Regions from separate parts of the Mus musculus genome. Here regions 2, 3, 4, 5, 6 and 7 are each linked to region 1. A link is a loop called in an ENCODE intact Hi-C map of the cell type or tissue named here. Cell type or tissue: heart. All regions are shown on one strand.

Region 1 (4,000 bases):
CTGAGTTCGATCCCCAGAACTACAAAAACAAAATGAAAGTCAAAAGTAACCAGCGAAGAGGACTGGCAGCCTGGCCATTTGCCAAGCAGCTTTCGCCAGGAGTGAACAAGTAACCCCAGTTGGAGAAGACAGAGTTTAACGCCACCTTCTGCTACACAGAGAGTTTGAGGGCGGCCTGAGCTACATGAGACTAGGGGGTCACGGAACAGCTCCCTACAAAGAATATAATCAAAAGCAAATATATTCCTATCTTGAGGTACAGAGTGTGAAAGATTTTCTAAACTTTTATGTGTATCCTTAATATATTAGAGAACCAAAATCTTGTCCACAGAATATGTAAACATTTAATTACAGGAAATCCCGGCTGTCTAAGAAAAAGTCTCTTTCCTGGAATGAAGTTCCTTTGAAAGACAAGTCCAGTGCCACTTCCCAAGGGGCTTTATGCAGGGACCTCCAGTTAGGCTTCCAAAAATGTTTCCACTCTGTTAGAAAGAGACCTGCCCCTAAACCTGATCACCACACATTCGATAAATAAATGTCGAAAAATGAATTTTTTAAATTTTTGTGTGAATGTCTGCCTTGACTGTCTAGTGCCCAAGGAGGCCAAAAATGGACATAAGATAGTGAACGTGGACTCTCTCTTAACCACTGAGCCATCTTTTAAAAATGCACACATGCTCTCTCTCTCTCTCTCTCTCTCTCTCTCTCTCACACACACACACACACACACACACACACGCACTCACACACAAACACTGTCACCGATTTGATTTTGAGGTAAAGTTAACTTGTGCACAGGGTTGCGTTTCATTTGCATAGATCCAATAATGCCATTTCATCGTGATGTTTGATTCTGCCTTTCACATTGGGATAATTTTTCCAGTCGTGTCTTCTTCCTAATACAAATCCCTACTACACTGCAAAAACATCAGAAAAAAAAAATCAATGAGCTAGAAAAGAATGAAGAGGGACACACTAAAACATTGAACAGCGTGAAAGGGGAAATCATTTGAAATGTAAATAAAGAAAATATCCGAGTGAGTTCAGGACAGCCAGGGCCACACAGAGAAACCCTGTCTAAGAAAAGAAAGGAAAGGAAAGGAAAGGAAAGGAAAGGAAAGGAAAGGAAAGGAAAAGAAAAGAAAAGAAAAGAAAAGAAAAGAAAAGAAAAGAAAAGAAAAGAAAAGAAAAGGGAGAAAGAAAGAAAGAGAAAATATCCAATAAAAAGAAAAAAGAAAAACAACAACATTTAAGAGCCACCAACTCTTGTTGCCACGAATGTCCCAGGAGCTCCATGTGAGTTGGAGAGTTTAAGGATACCTCCTTCCAAACTCCCAGATGCCAACCAGGTGTAGTGGTGCACACCTATAACCCCAGCTACTTCAGAGGCTGAAGCAAGAGGAGTGCCAGTTCAAGGCCAGCCTAGGCCACACAGTGAGACCCTTTCTCAAAATAACATAAATAAAATGCTACTGCAACTCTATCAGGCTGTTCAAGTTACATTGGGCTAGAACCAAGGCTTTCTTAGTAACAATGTGTCCCAAAGACATTCTGCCGCCATCCACACTGGTGGAATGGAAGTAGCCACACTCTACACCCGGATAAGGGAGAAACTAGAGGTGAATGACCCGGAGGTTGTATAGGGCTCCTATGCAATTGCTGTCCTCCGTTCTCTTCCCTCAAAATGACAGCTGGTGACGTTGACCGAGTGTTTCCCCTACTGAAACCTACACGCACCACAGCACAGGCGCCAGTTCCCCCTTCAGGGTGGACGCTTCTTAGTTATACCAGAACAGAACGCCAGGGGTGATGGCTTTATAGGCAAAAGTTCAAGAATACACAACATTCAAACGGTGTCATCCTAAGGGAATATTCATCCAGACGGCTGTGGAGGAAACCTAGTCACTCACAAGTAACCAAAAGCTAGGAATGCTGGCGATAGTGAAGAGGGATGCCGAAGAACAAGTTTGCCCTTCTGCTTGTAAAGGAAACCGCTGAGTGCCAAGAACTGCCATTCACACTAAGAAGCGCTCCAGGGAAGGTTAATGCCACTGTGATTAATGCTGTTTACAGGCGCAATAAATTTTGAGTAAACACCCAAAGGAGAGTTAAAGCTATCTCGAAAGCCTCATAAACGCTGGTGAGGGGGTGGGGGGACTTCAGCAGGAATGGCCCATGCCCCTCACTGCCTTGTCCTCGGGACTGAACGACCCACAAGAGCTTCGAATTCCTCCAGCTCTGGCAGGCACTAGCGTTATCAGCAGGCTGCTTCTCCAGCGCCACCAGCAGCCAGCCCCCGAGGGTCCAGCCTGACTTCACAGGCCCAGGGCAAGTTCCAACGGGACGATGAGACTGCTGCCATGCCACCCTGGAGATCCCATCTCTCTTGGAATTCGTGCGCTCTGGCCGCGGCAGACCCTCCCACTTAAACGCATGGAGAGGCCACCTCTCCAGATCCTGGTGACCCAGGTGATCTGAAGGCTAGAAGAATAAAGGATGATACCTCAGTGACTCCAGAGAGTGGGGCCCGGAATTACACCCAGGATCTCCAATTTGGGGGTTTAAAAAAGGCGGGTCCCTGACTCTGAAGAGTCACACACGTTTTCTCCTCCCCTTGAAATAACCCTGGAACGCCACACGGTCGGAATCCAGGGACTTGAAAAGTCTCTTTGAACAATGTGCCTTCTAAAAGTTGCACAGCCTACAATTAGCCCTTTGTTGGTTTTGTAAGTGGCCTTGGGCAAGCAGAGCCTCAGACCCAGGCCAAAGAGGGGCATGAATTACCTTGTCAGTTGCAGTGAGGGATGCCAAGAGTCCGGAAAAGCAGGCGGCCGGGCGGGACTGCGCACCAATGAGGTACCCCTATCCCCTCTGTCTCTCCACAGCTGCAGGCTTGCCACCTCGCCACACTGGGGCCCCACCCTCAGGAACGGCAACCACAGAGAGGTCGAGCACGCCCCCAGCCTGGAGGCCGGCTAGGAAGCTCTCCCCAACCCTCCCACCGCACAACCGCCCTCCCCACCCTCTCCTCCCGGACACCGCCCGGGCCCCGCCTTCCCGGGACCGGAGGTGTGTGACAAGCTCTCAGAAGAGGCCACGTCCCCTCTTGGAGATCGCTAGTCCTGCTGCCCGGCTCGGGGCGGTAAACGGACAGGCGACAGACAGCCTCTCCTCTCAGGGAGAGACAAAACAACAGTACTAAACTAGACCTAGGAATCTGAGACCTTGGCGACCAGTACAGATTCCCACCTTCTCAACCCAGCTCTCTCCCGCCCAGGCAGGGGACGCTGAGCTTCCAGGGAAAGTGCAGAAGTTGGCTACAGCTACTTCGGGACCCGGGCGGTGGAACTGCAGAAAGGTCCCACCTCCTTTCAACCCCCGCCCCATTCCCTAGGGGACTGCGGTCACATTACCCAGACCGAAGCTTCAATAATGCATGGGCTTACCTGCTAGCCAAGTCCCAGAGGCCCCAAGGTTCCTCTGGGCGTGTTCGGGTGGTGGGGAGCTTGCCTTGGACGTTACAAGAATTTTTTTTAAGTGAAACGTGGAAAGCCCGACAAGATCCAAAGGGGGGTGGGGGGGGGGGAGATCCAAAATTGACACCCGATTGGAAACGCCCCCTGACTTGTGCAATCTTCCTGCCCGGTAGTTCCGCCAAAAACAAAACAGTCCAAACGCTAGCCTGGGGGCAGGCGCACGCAGGAGTTTTCCCTCTGCAGGAATGACCCGAAAGAAAAGGGGCGCCGCTCCCCGAGGTGGCCCGATCGGCTGAGGAGCCCAGGGCTCCTCCTCGGCCCTGGGCGGGAGAAATCCCGCGCCCGGCGCTGCCCGCTCCCCTCCTCGGGGGAAGGGCGACTCCACAACTTTGTGCGCGAGAGCTGCTCGCCGCTCCGGCTCCTCCTCCAGGTCCTCCTCCGGCTGCCGCCGGCCCCTTTGTTGGAGAGCGAGGGTGGGGCGCTGCTGGGTCCGCCCGCCACCCCGGGTAGGGGCTCGCGTCTCC
Region 2 (4,000 bases), 86 kb before region 1:
ATCCTTGACATCACTATCAAAAATTATAGTTCTCAGGGATCTACCTCAGCCGATATAGTGCCTACCTACCATGTACGAAGCCCTGGGTTCAATCCCCAACACCCCATAAATGTGGTAAGTCTCTAATCCCAGCACACAGAAGATAAGACAGGAGGATTGTTGCAAGTAAAGAGACTAGCCTGTGCTACATTATAAGACCCTGTCTCAAAAAACTAAACAAATAAATTAAAAAAAAAATTATAGAGGCTGGAGATGTGGCTCAGTTGTTAAGAGCAGTGGCTGCTCTTCCAGAAGACATGGGTTTTATTCCCAGCACCCACAAGGCAGTTCACAGCTATCTATAATTCCACCTCTAGTGGATCCAGTGCCCTCTTCTGGTCTCCAAAGGCACTAGGCATTCACATGGTACACAGACACACAAGGAGGCACAACACTGGTGCACATGGAAGAAAATTGTATACACCATCACAGAGAATGGCAATTTTATTTACTGGCTTCTGCATGAACTAGCTCTTTCTTTTTCTTCCCAACACATGCCTCTTGAAGGCATCAAAAAGTTCAGCTGTAGCCAGCGGTGGTGCCGCATAACTTTAACCCCAGCACTCGGGAGGCAGAGGCAGGCAGATTTCTGAGTTCGAGGCCAGCCTGGTCTACAATGTGAGTTCCAGGACAGCCAGGGCTATAAAGAGAAACCCTATCTAAAAAAAAAAAAAGTTCAGCTCTGTTTCACAGCTGAAGATTAAAAAGTAAGGTGGAAATTTCTGGTTGCTTCTGAAACTCCGCTATGTCATATGATGCTTTGCTGGGTCAGACAGGTGAAGGGATATTTTGCTGAAGCAGACTCAGGTGAGAGATGTTTTCCTGAAACGGACATGTGAGAGGATTTGTGATGTTTACAAAGGATATAAATATGACCGCAGACAATGGGAGGAGCCTCTTGAGTTGCTAATCTTTGATTGTCATGGCTTCATACGAAGGAACTCTCCAAAGAACTTCAAGATACTCTAGTGGCTTCTTGCAGCTTCCTCGGACTCCTGCCAATTGGTGGAGCTCTGAGGTTTCTTCAGGATTGAACTGCTGTTGCTGACCCTAGAGTGGTGCTCAACTAATAGCTGACAACCAAGACTGAAAGAGCCCCAAAGAACTATTTCTAAATTGGTCCACAGACCCCATTTCCTATTAACCTTTCTTTCCCCACCAACTCTAGTGAGTGGTGGGCTACAAGGGAGGTTGAGCCAGTTAAGAACCCTTATTAAAGTAGGTTTTTAAAAATCTAAGCCTACAAGAAGGACCTTCTTTTCATGGTTGCTGTCTTAGTCAGGGTCTCTATTCCTGCACAAACATCATGACCAAGAAGCAAGTTGGGGAGGAAAGGATTTATTCAGCTTACACTTCCATACTGCTGTTCATCACCAAGGAAGTCAGGACTGGAACTCAAGCAGGTCAGGAAGCAGGAGCTGATGCAGAGGCCATGGAGGGATGTTCTTTACTGGCTTGCTTCCCCTGGCTTGCTCAGCCTGCTCTTTTATAGAACCCAAGACTACCAGTCCAGAGATGGCACCACCCACAAGGGGCCTTTCCCCCTTGATCACTAATTGAGGAAATGCCTTACAGTTGGGTCTCATGGAGGCCTTTCCTCAACTGAAGCTCCTTTCTCTGTGCTAACTCCAGCTGTGTCAAGTTGACAGAAAACTAGCCAGTACAGTTGCCTTTCTGAACTATGTGACCTTATAGCCAGTAACCCTATCAAATTTCCACTTCCACCTTCTTAGACTGGAGAAGCCTTATCGTTGGATCGCTCTTAGGAGACAACAAATGTATTCTCTCTAGGGCTGGGGTTTCCTTCAGAACACTCTCACTGTTAAATCATTTAGGCACGAGAGCAGGACCTCAGTCAGTCATCCAGGCTCATAGCAATGTGGCTTTTCAAAGAGTGGAAATGTCCAGTTTCCTTCTTCACTTCCTTCCTGATGAGCTGCCAAGGACGTGTGTCCTTCTGCTCCAAAGCTATGCAACAGCCAGTGCATTCTGGGAACACTATAATCTCTTCCTTCCTTCCTCCATCTCACAGATTGTGTCAACTATAATTCATAATGAAAGATTTTTTCCTTGTTTGAATGAGTGACCCTTAACAATAAGATCTGGATGTTTAATCATTCAATCGAGATTTAGCAGTTTCTGCTGGATGACAGTGAACCAACCACCATGACTCTAGGGCTTGGACAAGGGGCTGCCCAGCAGACTGGGTTACATAATACAACCCAGTCGCTAAAGCTCAAACAACAACGGCACCAGCAAACTCAAAACAGTGTAAGAAATAAAACACAGGATCTGAAACAGACTCTTGGACTTTATACCCTCATGCTCACAAAAGGTACTTACTATTCATGAGAGCAAATGGATCAAACCAACACAAAAGTTCTTCAATAGAATTAATTAGCAAGACATGAACTATTACAGAGTCCTTACAAACAATATCCTATGAGATATGTTACACATGGATGAACGCTTGGGTCATTGTAACGAGTTTCATGTTCCTGTCACATGAGCACAGCTGTTCTGTAAATCCACGATCAAAGCAGTCACACACATAGAGATAAAAATCGATACTGTAGCTTCCAGGGGCTGAGGGGAGAGGTGAGAGAGAAATTAATTGTTCAATGATACAGAGTTTAAGCTTTGTAACATTAAAAAAGTTTGGGAAAGATGATTGTAATTGTTGCACATTGCAATATGAATATACAGTTAAAACTGTGAATATTATATACATGCTACCAAAATTTTATATAATGGTGAAAAGCACAAGCAATTTTCATTGCCATGTCAGTGTGATTAGTCTTAATTTGCCTTTTGTTTCTGGTTCCTTAGACAGAATCTTACTCAGCAGTTCAAGCTAATCTAGAACCCATTATGTAGCCCCATAATGCCCCTAGCACAGCCCCCTGAGTAATTGCATTATAGATGTGAGACACCGCTCAGTGTGATCTCTGTTCATTGATTGAATAATATAGGTATTTGTGGCAGGGGTAATGTACGTGAGTGCAGGGGACCAGAGGTGTCAGATCCCCCAGAACTGGGAGTTACAGGAAGTTGCAAGCAAGTAGATGTTGGTACTAAGAACTGAACTCAGGCCCTGTGCAAGAGCAATACATGCTCTTAACTGTGAAGCCATCTCTCTGGCCACCGAAGTGTAATTTTATAGGAGACTGCAGGGTGCTCTAGTGCAACCATTCCTCCACATAACAGTAAAGAGATGGGCTGGTGAGATGGCTCAGTGGGTTAGAGCACCCGACTGCTCTTCCGAAGGTCCAGAGTTCAAATCCCAGCAACCACATGGTGGCTAACAACCATCCGTAACAAGATCTGACTCCCTCTTCTGGAGTGTCTGAAGACAGCTACAGTGTACTTACATATAATAAATAAATAAATTAAAAAAAAAAAAAAAAAAAAACAATAAAGAGAGTCTTTTTGTTTCCAACCAAACTTTCAACCTATCTCTTGTTTCACTTTGAGACAGGGTCTTACCCTATAGCCCAGGCTATCCTTGAACTTATGATCCTTCTTCCTCAACCTGTGCTCAACAACAGCCAAGGTTTAATATGTTCCTTAGGAATATTAGCACCGGGTAACCTAAATTTTAGAATCAGAATTGGCTTTACTGTGAAAGAGGAACATATCTGTTCAAGGTCACTGTAGTGAATGGGGCTGGTTACCAACATACACACACACAAAACCTTTCCACCTTTTTTTTTTTCCAGACAGGCTTTCTCTGTTCCTGGCTGTCTTGGAACTCACTTTTGTAGACCAGGCTGGCCTCAAACTCTGAAATCCACCTGCCTCTGCCTCCCAAGTACTGGGATTAAAGGCACCTTTCCACCTTCTTATTTACAAGATAATTCTGGGGTTTTGTCCCTCCAGTAAGGTGAATGGCTAAGACACCCACCTGCTCTTACAAACAGGGATGGCTACACAGCATTTCTGGCCAGGCACTGAGCACACT
Region 3 (4,000 bases), 54 kb after region 1:
GACCCCTATCGCCTAGGATTCAGTTTTAACTATGTCCTTCCTTCCTTCCTTCCTTCCTCCCTCCCTCCCTTCCTTCCTCCCCTCCTTCCTTTCACTGGGGCCTCATTAACTAGCCCTTGCTTGCCTAAAATGTGTTATGTAGACCAGGTTGGTCTCACACTGTCAGAGATTCACCTGCCTTTGCCTCCCAAGTGTTTAATTAGAAGCTTATGCACTTAATTAAAGGCATTCATTTGTATCATTCGTTCAAATGGTGAAACAGCCATCACTCTGTTCTAGGTCTAGAAGCACTGTTCATGGAAATTAAGCTTAAGCCAGATTGGTTCACACGCACACCCCTAAAATAGTCCTGTGCCTAATTGTACAGATATGAATAGATGCATGTTCTCTACCTCCTTTGGTGTCATCCTTACTATTAAACTATCTCGAGATTCCATTTCATCTTAGTCAGAAAGGCTACCATTAAGAAATCACACACGCAAAAAAACCATACCAAACCAAACCAAACCAAACAAACAAACAAAACAGAATAAAACAAAACCTCAAACCAACAAAACAAAACAAAATCAATTAAAATAAATCTCCTCCTTCCAAAAGCTGTGCATAGTAGTGACCCCATGTCTTTAATGTTAACACTTGGGAGGCAGATGCAGGCAGATCTCTGTGAGTTCAAGGCCAGAATGGTCTATATAGTGAATTCCAGTCTATCCAGGACATAGAGAGAGACCCTGTCTCAAAACACACACACACACACACACACACACACACACACACACACCCCTAAAAATAGACCTACCATATAGTATACTACTCCTGGGTGTTTACCAAAGAAACCTAAGACAGCAACCGCAAAGATCTGTGTGCACAGACACATATGCAGGCATGTTTAAAGCTGCACCCCCGCTGCCAAGGAAAGAGGTCAGCCCAGGCACTGAACAGTGGCTGAGTGAATAGAGAAAACTCAGTGTACCTGCACAATCGGGTTTTTGTTCTGCCATATCTCAGAACAAACTTAGGCCATTTTCAGAAGAAAGATGAAACTGGAGATCATGTTAACGGAAACAAGACAGTTCACAAAGACATATACCACAGATTCTCTCTCCTGTGGAATCTGCTTTGGAAATGGATATCTATAAAACTTGAACGTAGATGGCAGTACATGGGAAGAGTAAAGGATTTGAGCACAAGGGTGGGTCGAGCATCACAGAGCAACAGGCTGCATACAAGCAAACCACGGGATACACAGGTTTGAAAATGTCACTATGAAATACATCATTTTGTGCTATGAATATACTAATAAACTTTTAAGAACCCGAGGCATTAAATTTTACTTCCTTTGAATCATTAGCACACGCCTGAAGTACATTGCATGCATTTGAGGTGTTTATCGACTAATTAAAACTCTACCTAAAGATAAACAGCAGCCTGGATGGAGCTGAGGAGGTGGCTCAGCAGCTAAGAGCACTTGCTGTTCTTACAGAGGACCTGGGTTTGGTTCCTGGAGCCCACGTGGCAGATTGTAAACCAACCCCAGTTCCAGGGCACCTGTAGCTTCCTCCTGACCGCACAGCAGGCACCCATGTGGTGTACTTACAGACAACCGCGCATACACACTAAAATAAATGAATAAAAGTGAAAGACCAAAAAGCTAATCAAAACCCCCAAGCCCCAACTGACCGCTGAGGACTGAGAACGCTTCTGGTGTAGGAGTCTTCCAACTGACCACGATGTCTGTTTAACATTGATGGCTCATGCAAACAAACACACACGCATACATGCATACACACATACACACATACATATACATATCCCCCTAACTTCATAGCTGTCTTCAGCATTTGAAAGGAAAATGCGTAACTGAAACAAAGATTATTGACGCCAAAGAAGGGTTTCATCATACAGTTAAAACAATGCTCATGAAAATTATTTCAGTGATGAGTTATTCTGCTTAATGGAAGATCTTTTTTAAATAAATAAATAAAGATTAAAAGATTTGGAGGAAAAGTCAACTTCCTGTCTGTAACTTAAGACAGTTATTAAAAAACAAAAAAAAAAGATAAGGTTTATTCAAACAAACTTACCTCAAGTTTACCAGTAGGTGTCACAATTTAAATATGCTGATATCATTTCCCACAGAGTTCCGAGTTTTTCGAAAAATATTTTTCTACGACTCCAGATAACTGAATGGACCTGAGGAACACGTGAAAATAAATGATCAATGGTAATAACCAACGTTTCCGAGGTTTTATGATTGTAGAGAGGGGTTTATTTAATCAGTGTCTCAACTTATTCAAAAGGCTGGGGAGTTCCTTGAGCCACGCCTACAAAATGTGTTTAAGATCTTGGACTGCTTTGATAAAAAACACTTTTGGAGAGAATAGGGTGGCACACGCCTTTAATCCCAGCACTTGGGAGGTAGAGGCAGGAGGATTTCTGAGAGTTCGAGGCCAGCCTGGCCTACAAAGTGAGTTCCAGGACAGCCAGGGCTACACGGAGAAACCCTGTCTCGAGAAACCAAAAACCAAACCAAACCAAACCAAACCAAAACAAAAAAACCCAAAGAAAATAGGAGAAGATAAAAATCGAAAATATTTCAAATTCTGGGTCTTCATGGTCAAATGGTACATTTTTGAAAGACTGCATGTGAACACGTTAAACTTTGAGGGGGGGGGAAATGAAAAGAAAGGAAAGAAAGAAAACAAAGGGAAAGGAAGAAAAAAGAAGGGGGTGGGGAGCGGACAGAGGAAAGGCAAAAGCGGACTTGTTTTTTTTTTTTTTTTTTTTTTCTTTTTTCTTCTGTGCAAAAGTACTTTTGCAAAAAGTTAGCCAATACCAGACCTCTCCGGGGAGCCTCTTCCCGCCTGGCTCAGGTCGGTTCCTGGAGACACGGTCGCTTCACTGCGGGAAATTGGGCTGCCTTGTAGCAGCGCCCTATTAAGGATTAAAGAACATTTCTTTCAACTGAAATAAGACTTCTAAATTTCCAAAAGCTCTGGACCTAAAAACAACTGACAGACCGCGGCAAGGAACAAAACAGCAACTTTACCAGGAGTGGGGTTCGAACCCACGCAGACATATGTCCATTGGATCTTAAGTCCAACGCCTTAACCACTCGGCCATCCTGGTGCAGGCGTGCTCTCTTCTCTTTGCTGTTCCTACAAAGCTCACAATACCGTCCTCATTTTCCCCAGTTACTCGAGGATGCTTCTGCGCAGGCTGCGCGGCGCTTTCCCGACCCGGCTACAGAGACTCGGAGACTGCCGCCGGGGTTTCGCGCCGCCGCCGCCGCCGCCGCTCACTGTCGCCCCGAGATCTCGGCGGCAGCGAAGGAACTGCAGGAGCAGAGAGCGGGACAGAGCTCTGGGCCGGCGGGCGCCGGCTCTCCTTGCTCACTGTAGGTGCGCGGGCGCGACAAACAAACTCCACAGCTAACTTCTGGGCTCCGGAGCGGAGGTGGGAGGGGTCCCTCGGGCGGTGTAGGCACGGGTCCGCAGGGCAACCATCAGTGTGTTTCTTCTAAATCGAATAGGTTCCCGGGGCCCGGCACCTGTGCGCGCGCGGCTTTCCTTCCTCGCCAGTGTTACCACATGCCGGAAGGAGGTTCCGGAGAAAGAGGAGGTTCCGGAGAAAGCTGTGTGGTCAGGGCAGTGTGGCCCAATCCCCCACCCCCTCCCTGGTTGTGTAGACACTGTCCCCTTTGCTCTGCTTCAAATGCAGGGTCAAGACCTCCTGGATTCCTGCCACCCCTACAGCTCCCCTAGAGGGCAAACTCTTGTTTTAACTTGTCTCCTGTTTTAGCTCCCCTTTTGTTGTTGGGACAAAACACCCACAACAAAAAGCAATTTAGGGTACAGCGGTTTATTTGCATTACTTCGGCTGTTCCTCAAAACCTTGGCTCTACCCCAGGGTTCAGGCTAGGTGTTTCTGCAGCTGCAGGCAGGGAGCTGGTGGCTGAGCCTTGCTCTGGCTGTCCCACCTTGTCCCTCTCCCCTAACCCACC
Region 4 (4,000 bases), 180 kb before region 1:
TGACAAAGGCCCTAAGTCCAATCCCCAGTACCACCACCACCACCACCACCAACACCACCAACACCAACACCAACACCAACACCAACACCAACACCAACACCAACAACAACACCACCACCACCACCACCACCACTACCAACACCACCAACACCACCACCACCACCACCAACACCACCACCACTACCAACACCACCACCACCAACAACAACAACAACAACAACAACACCAACACCACCACCACCAACAACAACAACAACACCAACACCAACAACACCACCACCACCACCACTACCAACACCAACAACAACAACAACAACACCAACAACACCAACACCAACACCAACAACAACAACAACAACAACAACAACAACACCACCAACAACAACAACAACAGCAACACCCCCAGAAAGAGCAAAAGGTAAAAACCATTCAGGATATTTTTTTATAGAAACTTAAATCTCCTAGGACATATCCAATTCCAGTTCCTAGATGACTGATGGGAGCAGATGTCTCTGTAGCCATCTGGACTTCTTTCCAAGTGAGTAAAGATAGACACATAAGAGGATGGGCCCATTTTACCAAAACAGGAGCCAGGTAGTCCTGTGTTCTCCCTACTCAGAGTTCCGAAGTAGGAGAGAAGCCGAGGAAGGCATGCATTTAGAGCCTTCTATCCCCTTGCTCCAGAACAAGAGAGGATCTTATCTGACTGCTAAGATTAGAGCTCTGCACAAAATCCCCTGCATCTGTCTTCTCTACCAAGGTAGGGCACAGTCCCATCCATTCCCCACATCAGCTCTGCTCGCCAGAACAGGGCTCAGCCGGTATTTCTCGAGAGGCACAGAGAAGGTATTTCAGACTTTAGGGGTGACATCCATAGTTTGTCACAGCTTCATCTTTGGTGTATAGGTGTTTACACCATGTTCAATCCTTTAGAAATACCACTCTTAACCAAACCTACCCCCCCCCCAAAAAAAACCAACTTTTTTTTTCAGGGCAGGGTTTCTCTATGTGGCCCTGGCTGTTCCAGACCTCAGGTGTAGGCCAGGCTGGCCTTGGGCTCAGAGATGCTTCTCCCTTCAGGGTGCTGGGATTAAAGGCATAGAACACCATTGCCTAGCTCAAACTACACAATTTATACCTGAGGCCTCTACCATAATTTGTTGACTCTTGGTTCAGAGCAAAAGAAGAAAGAGATTTCTAGTCCCCTTCTCCCATTAATCTTACAAGAAGCAGGCCGAAAAATCTGCTCAGATCTTACAAGAAGTACAATGAGTAAACTCAGTTTAAATCTTCCCTCGGCATTATCAGAACTCACCAGAATGTAATTGCTTATTGTAGGGTGTGTTTCATTTAAATTTGAATAACTCAAAACGCTTCTTAAGACTTTTGACCAGTTTTTTTTTAACCATGAAGATGAGAAAGCACTTTATTAAAATAATCCCACAGAATAATCTAGGTCTTCAGTCTGATAGGCAGTGAGATTCTCCACCTAAAAATGCAATGAAATCTCTACATACTGAAATTCTTTTTCCCCTCCAGTAAATATTAGACACGACTCAAAATAAAAATAAAATAACAGTCAGCCAGGTAAAAGAGAGCTGTCTGGATTCTTATGGTAACCTGAGAACACTAGTGAGCACACAAACCTGCGGGGATCAATTATCACCATTGAACCTCCTGAGAAATGCAGGCAGATCTTGGTCTCCTTTTAACACAAAACAAACAAAAATCTCTCTATTTTTTTATCTACTTGGTCCATAAAAATTACTTTTATAATCCAATGTTTGACAAAGTAATGGCGCTTTCTTTCTTCTTCTTCTTCTTTTTTTTAAATAAGACAGGGAAATCCACACAGCAGAGCTGGGATCTCAGGATGGTAGCCCTGGGGCAAACAAGCTCTTACCTCCAGTGTGTGGCACTTCCCTCGAATTCTATTGCACAGAAGCTGGTAGCTCTCCAGCACCTCGTTGAATTCCGACGTCAACTCCTGGCCACCAGAGGGCACCTTGGCAGCCACCAGCTTGATGCTGTCCTTCAGAATTTTCACCCTCACCTCCTTCTGCAGCACCTCCTCTTTTGCCCTCTGTCCCAAGAAAGGAGCAATTTGAAACATGGCTCTCTGTGACTAATATCTTTCTTTAAAAAATAATAATAATGATTAATCCAATATCAAAACAACTAAATGATTCTATATGCCTCAGTAGAACACTATTTAAAAAATTCTGTAACCTGAGTTTTTTGAAAGAAGAATGCTAAAAATAAAATCTCACTTACTCTTCTAGTTTCCAATTCCCCGAGCCCACAACAGTTTCTTTTTAATACCACCAGAGTTTAGAGGCAAGTTATCCTAAATAGTGTCTACTGGCAAGATATATTTTTAAATTCTGGACTCAGGGTAGGAATCTAAATGAACTCATTTTAAATGACCACTGGAGGTCTGAACACATTAAATTGAAATAAATAAACACCCCCCAAAATGGCAGGACACTGTGGCAGAGGCATCTATTAAAATGGCCCACAAATCCTTGTAAAAACATTTTCCTCCTTGACCATGGGTCCATCCATCCTTCCAATAATGAAGATGAAGAAGCTCCTCTGGACAACCTGATCCAGAAATAGCTGCTTCCTGGCTTTCTCTCGGTGCCCAAGGTGCTCAGTCTCACATGCAGGAAAACCTACCTGCAGCCGTCTTTCACTCCCCCCTTTAGCTTGCTTTATTGCTTAATGGATTTCAGCTCTCCCAGGGTGAGGGAAAAAGTAATTAAGTGTAGTGGCTTTTAAATTCCTAATGGCTGTTTTAAAGAATAAAAATAAATAGAGTGTTGCCCAATCAGGGATTGTAATCTCATTTTTCTTCACTGTCAACTACAATGACTTTTAAAATCAGCAGCAAACTGCAGCTCCAAAAGTGTGAGTGATAAATGAGTTAGCCATTCTTTACATAGTAATCTACTTTTAAATATTTTCAGTACTAAAAATAGTTTTAAAACTTTTCAAAAAGAGCTACATGACCAGTACCCCCGAAGCTAGTGTCTCTAGCTGCATATATAGCAGAAGATGGCCTAGCCGGCCATCAGTGGAAAGAGAGGCCCATTGGTCGTGCAAACTTTATGTACCTCAGTGCAGGGGACCGCCAGGGCCGGGAGGTGGGAGTGGGTGGGTAGGGGAGTGAGGGAGGAGGGTATGGGGGACTTTTGGGATAGCATTGGAAATGTAAATGAGGAAAATACCTAATAAAAAAAATTTTAGAAAAAAGAAAATTATATATATATTGATCCCCGACACAGATTAAATAAGTCTCTTTTCATATCTACTGACTCAAGATAGCATGCATGAATGTCACATAGAATCTTTTTAAAAACTACCTGCACAGAAAAGTTTGCCTTAGTTATACTACTAGTTGAGTTAACCAACTTAATTGGTAGTATAACTACTAGTTAACAATATACCATGTTACTTGATCTTTTACAAAGAGAAGTGTACTTTTTTTTTTTAATTTTTTTTTTAAGGACAGGATTTCTCCGTGTAGCCCTGGCTGCTCTGAAACTTGCTCTGTAGACTGACTAGCCTCAAACACAGAGATCCACCTACCTCTGCCCCTCTGCCCCTCTGCCCCTCTGCCCCTCTGCCCCTCTGCCCCTCTGCCCCTCTGCCCCTCTGCCCCTGCCTCTGAAGTACTGGGGTTAAAGCTGTATCCCCACCACCACCACCACCTGACAAGAAGGATGACTCTTAAAGACAGAATCACGCCCTCATGCTAGAAGGATAGTGGAGGCAAATGTGGGTCTGAGGCCCAGTTCTTTCCTTATACAAGGACAACTACTGACACAGGAATAGATGTTTCTGGAACCACAGCTTGTAACTCCAACTTATCTTCACCTTATCTTCTCTGTATACGCCAAGATTTCTGCTCAAGGACATTGTGGGGTTCCTATGTGCCCTCATTACTGACTCTATATCTCCTACCTCCTGCTCCTGGGATGTTCTGGGGTTCCCATGT
Region 5 (4,000 bases), 69 kb before region 1:
CAGCAGGGCTTAATTACAAGCTCTGGGTCTCCACACATAATCCACAGGATGATTCCATAGGTGCAGACCTGGAAGACAGAAATGTGACAGCCGCACCCCTCCAAGGCTCCTTTTACCTTTTGCTAGAGGACAGAAGGGAGAAGCAGATGTCCATGGGAAGTGCCTTCAGCAGGTGTTAGCTGGGATTCAGCCTAGATGGTGCTGACCCAACAGGGGGGCACTTCATCCCTTGGTCACAGTCACACTCTGAAGAGCAGTGAGCTCAGCCTTTGGCAGCAGAATCTTAAATATTAAAATCCATGCAGGGAGCTTTGCCATCACTCATTTTAATCACTCACTGGAGCCAGGATAATCATGCCCAGACTTCCAGCCTCAGGAGGGAAGTCCTCCCCAACTTCCCCTTCCAGCTCTCTCATGAGCACCACGCCATCCACCCACACCCACACCCACACATGCCCCTGACCTTGAAATTAATTCTGCACCTCTGAACGATGCTCAAAACCTGTGGTCTCTGTGTCGGCCCTAACAAGTCAGCCCCTCAAACCTGGAGCATTTTCCCTCAGATCCGGATTCCCATCAACCCCCACGTCTTTCCTTGAGGCCAACATGTAGGTGCCACTGATGGTTCAACTCTGGGCCTCCTATATGCCACACAGGCTCTGGAAGAGTTTGTTTGAATTCGAGTTTGAGACATGGCCAAATTTTCCCAGGCTGGGGTTGAAGTCCCTGAAGCCTCAGACAGCCTGAATTAAGAATCAGGCTGACTCGGCCTCCTGAGGAGACAGGATTACACGTGTGTACCACTTGTGCCCAAATGGTATTAGCTTTCACGGAGTCTTTAAAGAAAGCCTCTCCCTTAGCAGTGTAGCACTCTGTCCACTCCTTTGGAATTTAGACAGGACTTAATTCCTTGCTTACTACAAATCACTTTACATGTCCATGCCTGCGTCATCAGCTCTCCTAATGAGACCTTAATCCTTAGAGGAAGAAACAGTCTTATCCCTTCACTCTTCCCCATACTTCTTTACACAGAGAAATGATGCTGATGGGTAGAGTCCAACGAAGACTGCATCTCTACCCGCCTGAAGTCACCTCTACCCTACACCTAAGTTCACACAAGATGAGTTAGGAAGGCCTTGGAAGCTGTCTGGTAAGAGACTGGAGACCCTGTGGTAATGCAAGCAAACAGTAACTTGACAGAGAAAGGGAAGTCACCTTGCCAAGTCAACCTTCAACCACCTTAGTTCGTACTTGTTCAGAGATAATAGACTCTCCCTCTATCAACTTCAAACTAAATCTGCCCTTGTCATTTATAATTAAAACTGCTAGCTAGATCTTGTGATAAGAAACCCTCTATCCAAACAGACATGAAGAGATGGACTTCAAAAAGATCTAGGCAGTCCCATTCTGCCACGGAGTGCTATTAGTAGAGAAAGGACGGAAGTAGCTCTTTCCTTGACGTGCTTTTTTTTTTAAAGATTTATTTATTTTTATTATAAGTACACTGTAGCTGTCTTCAGACACACCAGAAGAGGGAGTCAGATCTCATTATGGATGGTTGTGAACCACCATGTGATTGCTGGGATTTGAACTTCGGACCTTCGGAAGAGCAGTCGGGTGTTCTTACCCACTGAGCCATCTCACCAGCCCCCTTGATGTGCTTTTTAAAGTATGTATTAATATCAAGGGATTGGCTCAGTGGCTGAATGCTTCCCTGGAATACACAGGCCCTAGGCTTGGGCCTCAGCATTTAAATAAAATTAAATGGCAAAGCAAATCACATGGAGAATGGCATGTCCCTGTATCTTCTGCTCCATTTCTGAAATTATTGAGGTGTGCACGCACATCAGTCTACCACACCTTGCCAAAGTTTAGTTCACACGGGCAATATCTCATGACCTGGAAGTCTATGCTCAACAATGAAGTCATTTGGCTTTCTATCCCACCCAGTTATTAATCTCAAAAAACAAAGGGCGAAATTTCCCTTGGAAACTGTGTACCTCTGCTGGCCCACATCCTGTCTGGGTTGTAAAGGTCACCGAGACCCATGCAATGGCCTCCACTCTTCTGAAATCACCTTCCATATTTTGTTGGAGAGGAAACAGAAAAAGTACTTAAATCTATGACAAATGTTCTTGGAAATTTACAGGCAAAGAAGAGCAGCAGAGGCTGAGAGGAAAAGAAGGTTGTAAGGCTGAGGAGGCCCAGCACTTGCCCTTCCTAGTAGGCCTTTTGCTGTCTACATTTGAATAGAAGGATTCTAGCATCCAATGACCACACCAGGCCTTCTTCAGCATTCCTACATAATAATAATAATAATAATAATAATAATAAGCCATTTATTAGCTACATTAGCATAACTGTGGTCATCAGCACACCTGTCAGACACAACTTGAAGGAAGAACATTTTACCTTGGTTCATGGTTCTGATGGTTTCAGACAATCACGACAGAACTGAAAGCCCAGACCCAGAGACCTACCTGCACCAGCTATGCTTGGCCTCCCAAGTGTTCCTCGGCCTCACAAAGCCACATCACCACCTGGACAGCAATGGTCAAAACATGGAGGTAGGGGCTGGGGAGGGTTCCCTACAGATCCAAAGCACACAGCTAATTTGTTTACTCTTTCCAAAGATGACTTTTTAGAAATCATCACCAATGATGAGTTGGGTTGGGTTTTCTTATTGTTGTTGTAGCTTAATGAAGTAGATATTTACAACTGTTTTAGGATTGTTTCCACAATGATTGGTGGTGATGGTAGCTTTAAGAATCTGGCCTGTGCTTTTAATTTCTTTTAATATCAGTGAGGAAGCAGTGGCATAATGGATGTGATCCCAGGAAGTGCCCTGTGCCTGCAATCAACACGCCCATCTTTCCTTACAGCCCTGCAAAGCCCCTCTCAGCAGCCAGAAATAGAACCATCTGCTCTTTCCCCAACTCCTGGATGGTTTTCACTCAAGCACAGCCCTCTGGACTAAGCTCACAATTAAAACTAATATTGTCCTGCCTACTAAGCTATTTTACCCCCCAAGGCATGAATAATTAGCTGAAAATGAAGGACAAAATTAGAAAACTCTATAAAGGGGTCCCTCCCCACTTCCTAATATTAGTCATGTTCTGTGTGAGCCAGGCCACAAGGGAAAACTGTAGTCACTCTGAAATCCTGCAAGGTCCCCAGGACAGTGTGAGACAGTGGGTTGAGTGTCACTTCAATTGAGGACACTAAATTCCATTCTGCCATGCATTAGACCGGTCCTGTAGACTAGGGGGAAAGTTCTTCCTTCTTCTCTCATCAGCCACGGTCATGAGATGAGCTGGCTAACATGATACTTTGGCTTATCTTACAAAGGAGATACTAAGGTGAAGAATCAAGTCTTTGTCATTTCTCTTGGAAGTAGCACCAGGAAACACAGAAAATATGAAGATGTGATAGGAATCGTCCTAGTCAGGGTTACTATTACTATAATGGAACATCATAACCAAAAACAAGGTGAGAAGAAAAGGTTTATTCGCTTACACTTCCACATCATGGTCCATTATCAAAGGTGTAAGGGCAGGAAACAAACAGGGCAGGAACCTGGAGGCAGGAGCTGATACAGAAGCCATAAAGGAGTGCTGCTTCCTGCTTTGTTCTCCATGGCTTTCTCCATCTGATTTCTTATAGAACCCATGACCCAGCCCAGAGATGGCATCACCAACAATGGGCTCAGTCCTCCCTCATCAATCACCAATTAAGAAAGTACCCTATAGGTTTGCCGGCAGCCCAAGCTTATAGAAGCATTTACTCAATTGAGGGCCCCTGGGTTCAATTCCCAGCAACCACATGGCAGCTCACAACTATCTATATCTCTAATACCAAGGGATCCTGGCCTCTCGTGACATGGCATGTATGTAGTACACAGATGTGCATGGAAATAACAACATCTACACACATAAAAGGTAAATATTCTTTTTTAAAAAACAAAAAACACATAATACAAACAAGATACTGCATGAAAACA
Region 6 (4,000 bases), 54 kb before region 1:
CAGGCCCAGCCACACTGCTCCATCCAGGACACTCCAGAGAGCTATGGCAAAGCTACAAAGTCACTGTCTCAGTTCAGCCACATCAGAGCCTCTGGAAAGAGCCTCAGGATACAGGTGGCTACAATAGACAGCTGGAGTCTTGGATCGTCTGCTCCATCCATCTAAAAAGGAAATGCCAATCTAGGCATGGAGTCTCAGCAGCCAATAAGAGAGTGGGAAGGGTGGCAAGCTAAGCAGGCTCTCCCAAAGTTGTTCCCTGAGCAGGGGAAACCTCAGGCGCATCATCTGGTACTTGACTGTGTGTTCCATCAAAATACCACTTTAACCACTGATTCTATTATCTTTACTTCTATCAAGATCACTGAAGAAATAACGCATTACAAAACTAGAATGAGCCCAGCTTAATTTAAAAGAAAAGATGCTGAACTCCTATAGAATTTGGGACCAGGTAAACACTGGTTTTCTATTTTTATGAAAATAACATCCCTGAAATATTTTTATTTTTTAAATGTTATCTTCACAAAGTCTCTATAGCAGCCAGAGCAAAGGAAGGAGTACTACCTAAACAGAGCAGAACTCAGCCAGGACAGTTTTTAAACTATCTGACCTTGTCATCTAGTAACTTTGTTTACTCCGGCCCATAATTTTCTTCTGGTTGGTCTCTGACTGCAACCACAGCAGCTGCTCCAGACTCTCTGCAGCAAGACAAGGTGTAGGCTGACATCTGGGGCAGGAGAAAAGAGAAGTCCACCAGACTTAAAGGGATTTCAGAAAGGTCACAGTGCCACTGTGACTACCTCTGTTCAGGGAGCGTTCGTCACAGCCCTGAAAGGTCTCATGATTATATGTTGGGACCTTAGAGCTCCTCAGTAAGAAAACAAAGACAGGGGCAATGTAGATAATTGCAGCACACGAACACCCCAGAGCTGTTGGCCAAGAAAGCTCATCTCTAAGAAAACACAAGCTGGCCCTCTTATTTCGGTAGCATGCTTATAGGATACACCTAGTGCAGTGTTCCTATGTTACTACGAACCAAAATATTGAAAGGAGGGAAGAATTGCAATGAAGAGAAGTGTTTTAAAAAAAAAAAAACTACCCTTAATTTTATTTTGTTTTTTGTTTGTTTGGTTTTTTTATGGTTTGTTGTTATCTGGTTTGGTTTCTGTTCTTTTCTAGGGAAAGTATTAACTCAAAGAACTTACAGCACATGAAAACACATCTTTAGGATTTTTTTTTCCCTCAGACAGACCACAGAGCCAGCATATCCATGAATCCATCTAAGAATACATGGATGTCTGCAACGATCAGAAAAACTAAGCCACTCTGGAAATGGACTTTAATTAGGAAAAAGGTCAGGACACCAACCCCCTGGAAGCTCTGCCTTTCCAAGGACAAACCTGTAAGAAACAGAAGCCCCCAGTTTCCCCCACTCACCCCAATGTAGTAAACAGACACCCCAACAATCCACCAACAGTGCAACGCTTCCTTGTGCTCCTTCTCAGCTCTGAACTACATCTGTACTTCCTAGAATGTTGCCTTCCTAGAAAGATCTGTCAACAGTCCACACCTCAGCATCTGACTTGGTGCCTCACACCGAAAATCCAGCTCACCAGAGGTGGAGCTGGAAGACCTAGAGGTCAAGGCCAGCCTGGGCTACATCAGTAGCCTGCCACGGAGGAAAAGTTTCTCTTTAAGAGTAAACAGTCAGGGAGCTGGAGAATGGCTGCTGTGTTTGAGAGCACTGGTTCAATTCCGGGGACTCGGACATCCTCACACAGACATACATACATACATACATACATACATACATACATACATGCATACATACATGCTGGCAAAACACCAATGCATGATTAATAAAAATGAAACAGGAGTAAGCACTCAATACTGAACCAGCTGCCTCGAATAAAGTGGCAAACCTTGGACACAAAGGCGTTCAACAGCTTCAGTCCAAAGAAGAAAAGCACCTGATGTGTGGCCGCTCTTCCGCTCCACAGAGACCTAGTCTCTGGAGGAACAGGCCACCTCTGCCTGTCACAGATAAGCCCTGCTTTCAGCCGCTTCCTGACTTACACATCAGACTTATCGAGAGAAAGTGAGGCTCTGCCAACTCGAACACCCTCTGTCCAAAGCCTCCCTTAGCAACTGCAGTCTGGCCACTGACAAACTTACCGGGGGATCTCCTGCAAGCCTGGAGAGGCACCTGCCCAGGCAGATCCAACCTCCACTTTTTCCAACGAAATGTGGTGGCTGCCAGGCTGCTCATCACCTACAGTGGCTGAGATGAGGGAAACTGTGAAGGAAATCAACACAAAAGCCGCCCGCGAACTGCACACTGGGATGTCCTGTTAGGTTGGGTTTTGTTTTTTTCTTTTTTAAAGTCCCTTTGATTTTTTCCCACGAGAGGATCTGACTAAATCTAACTCCACCTCCCCTCAGACAGGAAGTTAAACTCCGCAGTCAGTTAAGAACTCTTGAGGTACTTTTGGTTTTTAATAGTCACAGCTTAGAGCTTTTGAATGTTCCAAAGCAACTAGAGAGATGCTAACTTTTCTTGTTTGATGGTGTCTGACAGCACACACACACACACACACCCCACTATGCATACTCACAACAGTGTTTACTTTGGTGGTGGTACACGCCTTTACTCCCACACAGGAGGCAGAGGCAGGTGGATCTCTGTGAGTTCAAGGCCAGCCTGGTCTACAGTGTAAGCTCCAAGACAGCCAGGGCTACATAGAGAAACCCTGTCTCCAAAAACCACAAAGGAAAAGAGAAAGAAACTGCTACGGTGGAAAAAAACAATAACCACACAGACTCATATTTTCCAGACTTCTGTTTTAGATGGTTGTTTTGTTCTCTTGACATCATTTGCATATGTGTTCTCCACACACGTGCAAAAGAGAAGGAAAGGTGTTTGTACTGCCATGCCTGCATCCTTAGTATGGATCTAATAGCTTTCTTTCCTCCTCTGAAACAGAATCCGTACCTAGCACAAAGATTCTCACAGAATATGTAACCCTACCAGGGTCCACAGGAGTTCCAAGTAAAAGGAACCTATCTATGTAGCTCAGAAGACCATAGACTTGAGACTCTGGAAAAAACAACTAAGCACTCTGTCCTCTGATCCTCATCCTCCAACGGAATAAGATGGGGTGAGACAGTAAAGAATCAGAATGGCTCCAGTCATGTCACTTAGTCAAAACCCAGTTTACTGCTATAACCCACGTAGTAGGAAATCGTAAGTACACATGCAGAGCCCAAGTCAACAGATATCAGTGTGTTTGCAGACTCTGCAGCCACCCCACCATCAATGCTATAGCCTCCCTTCACTCCTGCAGATAGCAGTCATTCACAGGCTTCCTTGCCCAGCCCAAGGCAGCTACTCCCATCTCCCTCTGGTCTCCAGAGATTCACTGGTTCTAGATACTTCCTATAAGTGAAATCAGCAGAATTTGCTGCGTTGGGTCTGGCTTCTTTCACCTAGCATGTTTGCAAGCCTCTGCACTGAAGCGGACGTCAATATCTCATCGTGTGTGGCAGAATGATGCTTTCCTGCGTGGATAAGGCACGTCGCAGCCTTCATCCGTTCACAGGCAACTGCATTGGGCTCACCTTTGGACTATTATTAACTTTTCAGCTCTAAATATCCGCATGTAAATTACGTCGATGGACACATTTTCACTCCTCCTGGAGATAACATAAATCCCAGGAGGAGAGCCACAAAGGAATTATATAACACTATGAATGTAGTGAAGAACCACTGTGCACTTTTCCAAACTGGCTCTACCACTTAACATTCTCCCCAGCAGTTCCATGACGACACTCCATATCCACTGTCCATCGTAAACCAAAGCATCTCCGTTCCCATAGGCAGAGCTAAGTAGCCAAAGCAACAAGCAAGAATGGAAGCCTGACCCCGCATAATCCCAGAGAAAAGAGGTACCCATCTACAGCAGGAGCCAGCTTCAGAAAGGGACCAGGGAATCCTGGCATAGTT
Region 7 (4,000 bases), 130 kb after region 1:
ATGGTTGACCAAGCAAGCACAGAATTCTAACAAGCAAGGCCTTCCAGAACATCTCATCCAAGGCTCTTACGAGTCCAAATTTAACTTAGGAATTTATTGAGTTCATTTCTCTTAAATATTAGAATGTCCCACACATCCTTGTTCACAGCATTGTCCTAAGCCTGAAATTCTAAGTCCATTAGCCTCCTCTGAGAGTTGAAACCCACGACATTTGTTAGAACCTGCTTTATGTTTAACTGTTTCAAACATGAACGGAGTATCCCCAAACCTGGCGTGAATGCGTGGAGCTGGCAGTGTGATTTCATCCACCGTCTTCGTATCTGCTCATGCGTCTTCCCTTATATGTGGAACACTCAGGACAGGGTATGTGCACCAACCCTGCATGGAGTCACAGGGCCCATTTTAGGACATAGACGACGCCCTGGAGCAGGTCCTGGTTACCAAGTACAGTCTCTGACCATGAGGTTCTTTGCCACTAATAAAGGATGTCTTTTCTCTGTCTGTCTTTCTGAGCTCACAAGATCAACAGCCTATCTCACTGAACTTCCCAGGGTACAGTACCTGCTCAGCTATGTGAATCAACGAAGCATCCTTCGGAGAGAGGAGCCAGGCTTGTAAAAGGGCTTTGGGCACTTTGGGTTTGGGACTCGTGTTTTAAAACGGGCTGAACGTGTTTGAAGCGACAGCTGGTGGACGAGAGAGCAGGGTGTGGCAGTTTTTTAGAAAGGGTGCAGTTAGTTGGGGTCGGGTACTGCAGCGGTGGGTGAGACATCCGGAACATGGCCAATGCTCACCTTGTTCTCAAGGCAGAGTGTGGGTAAAGCCGAGGCAAAAGCGCAGGCTCCCGCCCTTCTGAACATTCCCAGCAAAACGATCAAAGCAAAACGCAAGGATCGCCTTGGCTAAGGAAGCCACACAAAAGCAGAGAAGAAAGGACTGGACAGAGCGAGGATGTAGCCCGTGCAGTAGAGCGCTTGCCCAGCACTGTACAATCCCCTGCGGTTGATCCTCAGCACACCGTAAACAGGGCAAGCTGGTACATTTACATAGCCTGGGCTACATGAGACCTTGTCTCAAAACAATTTTTTTTTTAAATAAAAAGAACAAAACAAAAAACAAAGGAATTACAATGCTAGAAGACCCCAAAGGTGGGGTTCTGCCTGAGATATTTTTACATACCTAACAATGAATCACTTTCTCAACTTACTAAGCAGTTAACTTGTGGCTCTTGGTTGAGGCTGTCCACCCTACCCCTTCCCACCCCTGAGGCAGATGTTGATCCAGAAGTGGAGAGACTTGAAATTGCTTTGCTAGAGACTTCTGTAAGCTAAAGAAGAATGTCCAAGACTGGGCAGGGAAGCGTCCAGTGTGGTTGAGCCATGGCCACGTAGGGCAGTCCATTCCACCTCCAAATTCCTTTCTGACCTAAAGCTCCAGTAAACAAATTATAAAGAATGTTTAGTGCTTAGAAAAATTGTAAGGGCTAAGACCAGGAAGTTCTGAAGCAAGCACAAAATTCCCTGTCTTCCTGGACCTTGTATTCTAATCAGGGAGACAAATGGGTACACGTGTGTTAAACGTGTGTGTGCTGGTAGTGGGCGCTCAAGGAAAAGCCAGGTTTAGGAGAAAAGGGGCTGATTGCACCTTTACATCCTTTAGCCTGAAATGGCCTCTGTTGCTGGCTCTGACCTCCTCCAGGGGCAAGCGGTCAACCTGCTCCAGCTTTTTCAGAGCCTCTTTGAGAGTCCTCTGACTCCAGAGCGTGTCTGGAATGCTCTTCCAGAATTCCTGTCATTGTTGGCCTGCTTTTACCTGTAAGATGTGTAAAGTGGCACCTTCCAGAACGTTTCTCCTAATCCGCTCCCCTCAATGCGCCCCGCCCCCCTTCATGTGGCTCCTGTTTATCCCTCTGCTTAAAGTACTCGTGGTCGAATCTCATTCCACCACCAAGCCATGCAGACACACACACACACACACACACACACACACACACACACTCTCACACACCGAAACCAAAACTCATGAAGAAAGAGACTCCATAACCCCATTGTCACTGAAATCCCATAATACCGCGCTGTCTAACTAAATATAAAACTTCAAAACTCCGGTGTAATAGTTGTACGATGATACGGAAATCATTCCTTCTTCGTTAGCTATGAGTCTCAGCTCGTTGCCTTTAAACACTCAGCTAACCAAAGTCTGACCTGTAGCACCCCAGTCACTAGCACTTTTCTGGCCTCTTCTGGTTGGGTAACTGGTTGGATCACCAGTCTGTGCGCCCACTTTGTGTTGTTTTGGCGCCCCCTAGTGTCAAGCATTATTGCAACACCTGTACAAAGTGAAAGTCTTTTTATTTTTTTTTTTTTTTTGCTTTTTTTTTTTTTTTTTTTTTTTTTTGGCCTAATAAGATGATTTTATTTATTTTTTTTTTTTATGGAACTTTTTTTTTTTTATTAGGTATTTAGCTCATTTACATTTCCAATGCTATACCAAAAGTCCCCCTTACCCACCCACCCCCACTCCCCTACCCACCCACTCCCCCCCTTTGGCCCTGGCGTTCCCCTGTACCGGGGCACACAAAGTCTGCGTGTCCAATGGGCCTCTCTTTCCAGTGATGGCCGACTAGGCCATCTTTTGATACAAATGCAGCTAGAGTCAAGAGCTCAGGGGTACTGGTTAGTTCATAATGTTGTTCCACCTATAGGGTTGAAGATCCCTTTAGCTCCTTGGGTACTTTCTCTAGCTCCTCCATTGGGAGCCCTGTGATCCATCCATTAGCTGACTGTGAGCATCCACTTCTGTGTTTGCTAGGCCCCGGCATAGTCTCACAAGAGACAGCTACATCTGGGTCCTTTCAGTAAAATCTTGCTAGTGTATGCAATGGTGTCAGCATTTGGAAGCTGATTATGGGGTGGATCCCTGGATATGGCAGTCTCTACATGGTCCATCCTTTCATCTCAGCTCCATACTTTGTTTCTGTAACTCCTTCCATGGGTGTTTTGTTCCCACTTCTAAGGAGGGGCATAGTGTCCACACTTCAGTCTTCATTTTTCTTGAGTTTCATGTGTTTAGGAAATTGTATCTTATATCGTGGGTATCCTAGGTTTTGGGCTAGTATCCACTTATCAGTGAGTACATATTGTGTGAGTTCCTTTGTGATTGTGTTACCTCACTCAGGATGATGCTCTCCAGGTCCATCCATTTGGCTAGGAATTTCATAAATTCATTCTTTTTAATAGCTGAGTAGTACTCCATTGTGTAGATGTACCACATTTTCTGTATCCATTCCTCTGTTGAGGGGCATCTGGGTTCTTTCCAGTTTCTGGCTATTATAAATAAGGCTGCTATGAACATAGTGGAGCATGTGTCTTTCTTACCAGTTGGGGCTTCTTCTGGATATATGCCCAGGAGAGGTATTGCTGGATCCTCCGGTAGTACTATGTCCAATTTTCTGAGGAACCGCCAGACTGATTTCCAGAGTGGTTGTACAAGCCTGCAATCCCACCAACAATGGAGGAGTGTTCCTCTTTCTCCACATCCTCGCCAGCATCTGCTGTCACCTGAATTTTTGATCTTAGCCATTCTCACTGGTGTGAGGTGGAATCTCAGGGTTGTTTTGATTTGCATTTCCCTGATGATTAAGGATGTTGAACATTTTTTCAGGTGCTTCTCTGCCATTCGGTATTCCTCAGGTGAGAATTCTTTGTTCAGTTCTGAGCCCCATTTTTTAAGGGGGTTATTTGATTTTCTGAGGTCCACCTTCTTGAGTTCTTTATATATGTTGGATATTAGTCCCCTATCTGATTTAGGATAGGTAAAGATCCTTTCCCAGTCTGTTGGTGGTCTTTTTGTCTTATAGACAGTGTCTTTTGCCTTGCAGAAACTTTGGAGTTTCATTAGGTCCCATTTGTCAATTCTCGATCTTACAGCACAAGCCATTGCTGTTCTGTTCAGGAATTTTTCCCCTGTGCCCATATCTTCAAGGCTTTTCCCCACTTTC

The links. A loop is a pair of places that touch in the nucleus more often than their neighbours do. Peaks named below come from ENCODE experiments on the same cell type or tissue, not always from the same donor. Only the 100,000 strongest peaks of a DNase experiment are listed, where the experiment ranks them.
Region 2: it touches region 1 in a loop (2.4-fold over the local background); 4 of 42 quality-filtered maps call a loop at or near these places.
Region 3: a loop joins it to region 1, with 2.9 times the contacts of the local background. A loop is called at or near these places in 18 of 42 quality-filtered maps.
Region 4: it touches region 1 in a loop (4-fold over the local background); 11 of 42 quality-filtered maps call a loop at or near these places.
Region 5: it touches region 1 in a loop (2.0-fold over the local background); 5 of 42 quality-filtered maps call a loop at or near these places.
Region 6: a loop joins it to region 1, with 2.4 times the contacts of the local background. A loop is called at or near these places in 12 of 42 quality-filtered maps.
Region 7: a loop joins it to region 1, with 4 times the contacts of the local background. A loop is called at or near these places in 3 of 42 quality-filtered maps.

The regions. Positions count from the first base shown.
Region 1 is chr10:12,865,309-12,869,308 of GRCm38, forward strand. It overlaps a transcript of Utrn not described here. Among named protein-coding and RNA genes, the nearest start is that of Utrn, 5.6 kb to the left of the region's middle. In heart, CTCF peaks have their summits at 1,791 (motif pointing left) and 2,324; DNase peaks (open chromatin) are centred at 1,723, 2,993, 3,383, 3,933 and 1 weaker place; H3K4me3 peaks cover 2,803 bases; H3K27ac peaks cover 2,530 bases.
Region 2 is chr10:12,779,745-12,783,744 of GRCm38, forward strand. All of the region lies in intron 1 of Utrn (utrophin), which reads right to left. Among named protein-coding and RNA genes, the nearest start is that of Utrn, 80 kb to the right of the region's middle. In heart, no CTCF peak of the experiment used is centred here; a DNase peak (open chromatin) is centred at 1,927.
Region 3 is chr10:12,919,528-12,923,527 of GRCm38, forward strand. It overlaps B230208H11Rik (RIKEN cDNA B230208H11 gene), which reads right to left and starts at 3,600. Exons shown (of 3, transcript NR_038028.1): 1 at 3,047-3,600; 2 at 2,082-2,190. n-TLtaa3 (a tRNA gene) reads right to left here and starts at 3,126; the gene lies at 3,044-3,126. In heart, CTCF peaks have their summits at 2,117 (motif pointing right), 3,245 and 3,755; DNase peaks (open chromatin) are centred at 3,144 and 3,504; H3K4me3 peaks cover 1,739 bases; H3K27ac peaks cover 1,632 bases.
Region 4 is chr10:12,688,827-12,692,826 of GRCm38, forward strand. Utrn (utrophin) reads right to left here. Exons shown (of 74, transcript NM_011682.4): 26 at 1,904-2,083. Among named protein-coding and RNA genes, the nearest start is that of Utrn, 170 kb to the right of the region's middle. In heart, a CTCF peak has its summit at 1,997 (motif pointing right); a DNase peak (open chromatin) is centred at 1,985.
Region 5 is chr10:12,796,461-12,800,460 of GRCm38, forward strand. All of the region lies in intron 1 of Utrn (utrophin), which reads right to left. Among named protein-coding and RNA genes, the nearest start is that of Utrn, 63 kb to the right of the region's middle. In heart, a CTCF peak has its summit at 1,533 (motif pointing right); no DNase peak of the experiment used is centred here; H3K27ac peaks cover 1,100 bases.
Region 6 is chr10:12,811,274-12,815,273 of GRCm38, forward strand. All of the region lies in intron 1 of Utrn (utrophin), which reads right to left. Among named protein-coding and RNA genes, the nearest start is that of Utrn, 48 kb to the right of the region's middle. In heart, no CTCF peak of the experiment used is centred here; a DNase peak (open chromatin) is centred at 2,218; H3K4me3 peaks cover 345 bases; H3K27ac peaks cover 2,762 bases.
Region 7 is chr10:12,995,010-12,999,009 of GRCm38, forward strand. No RefSeq gene overlaps it. Among named protein-coding and RNA genes, the nearest start is that of Sf3b5, 11 kb to the right of the region's middle. In heart, a CTCF peak has its summit at 2,303 (motif pointing left); a DNase peak (open chromatin) is centred at 2,272; H3K27ac peaks cover 269 bases.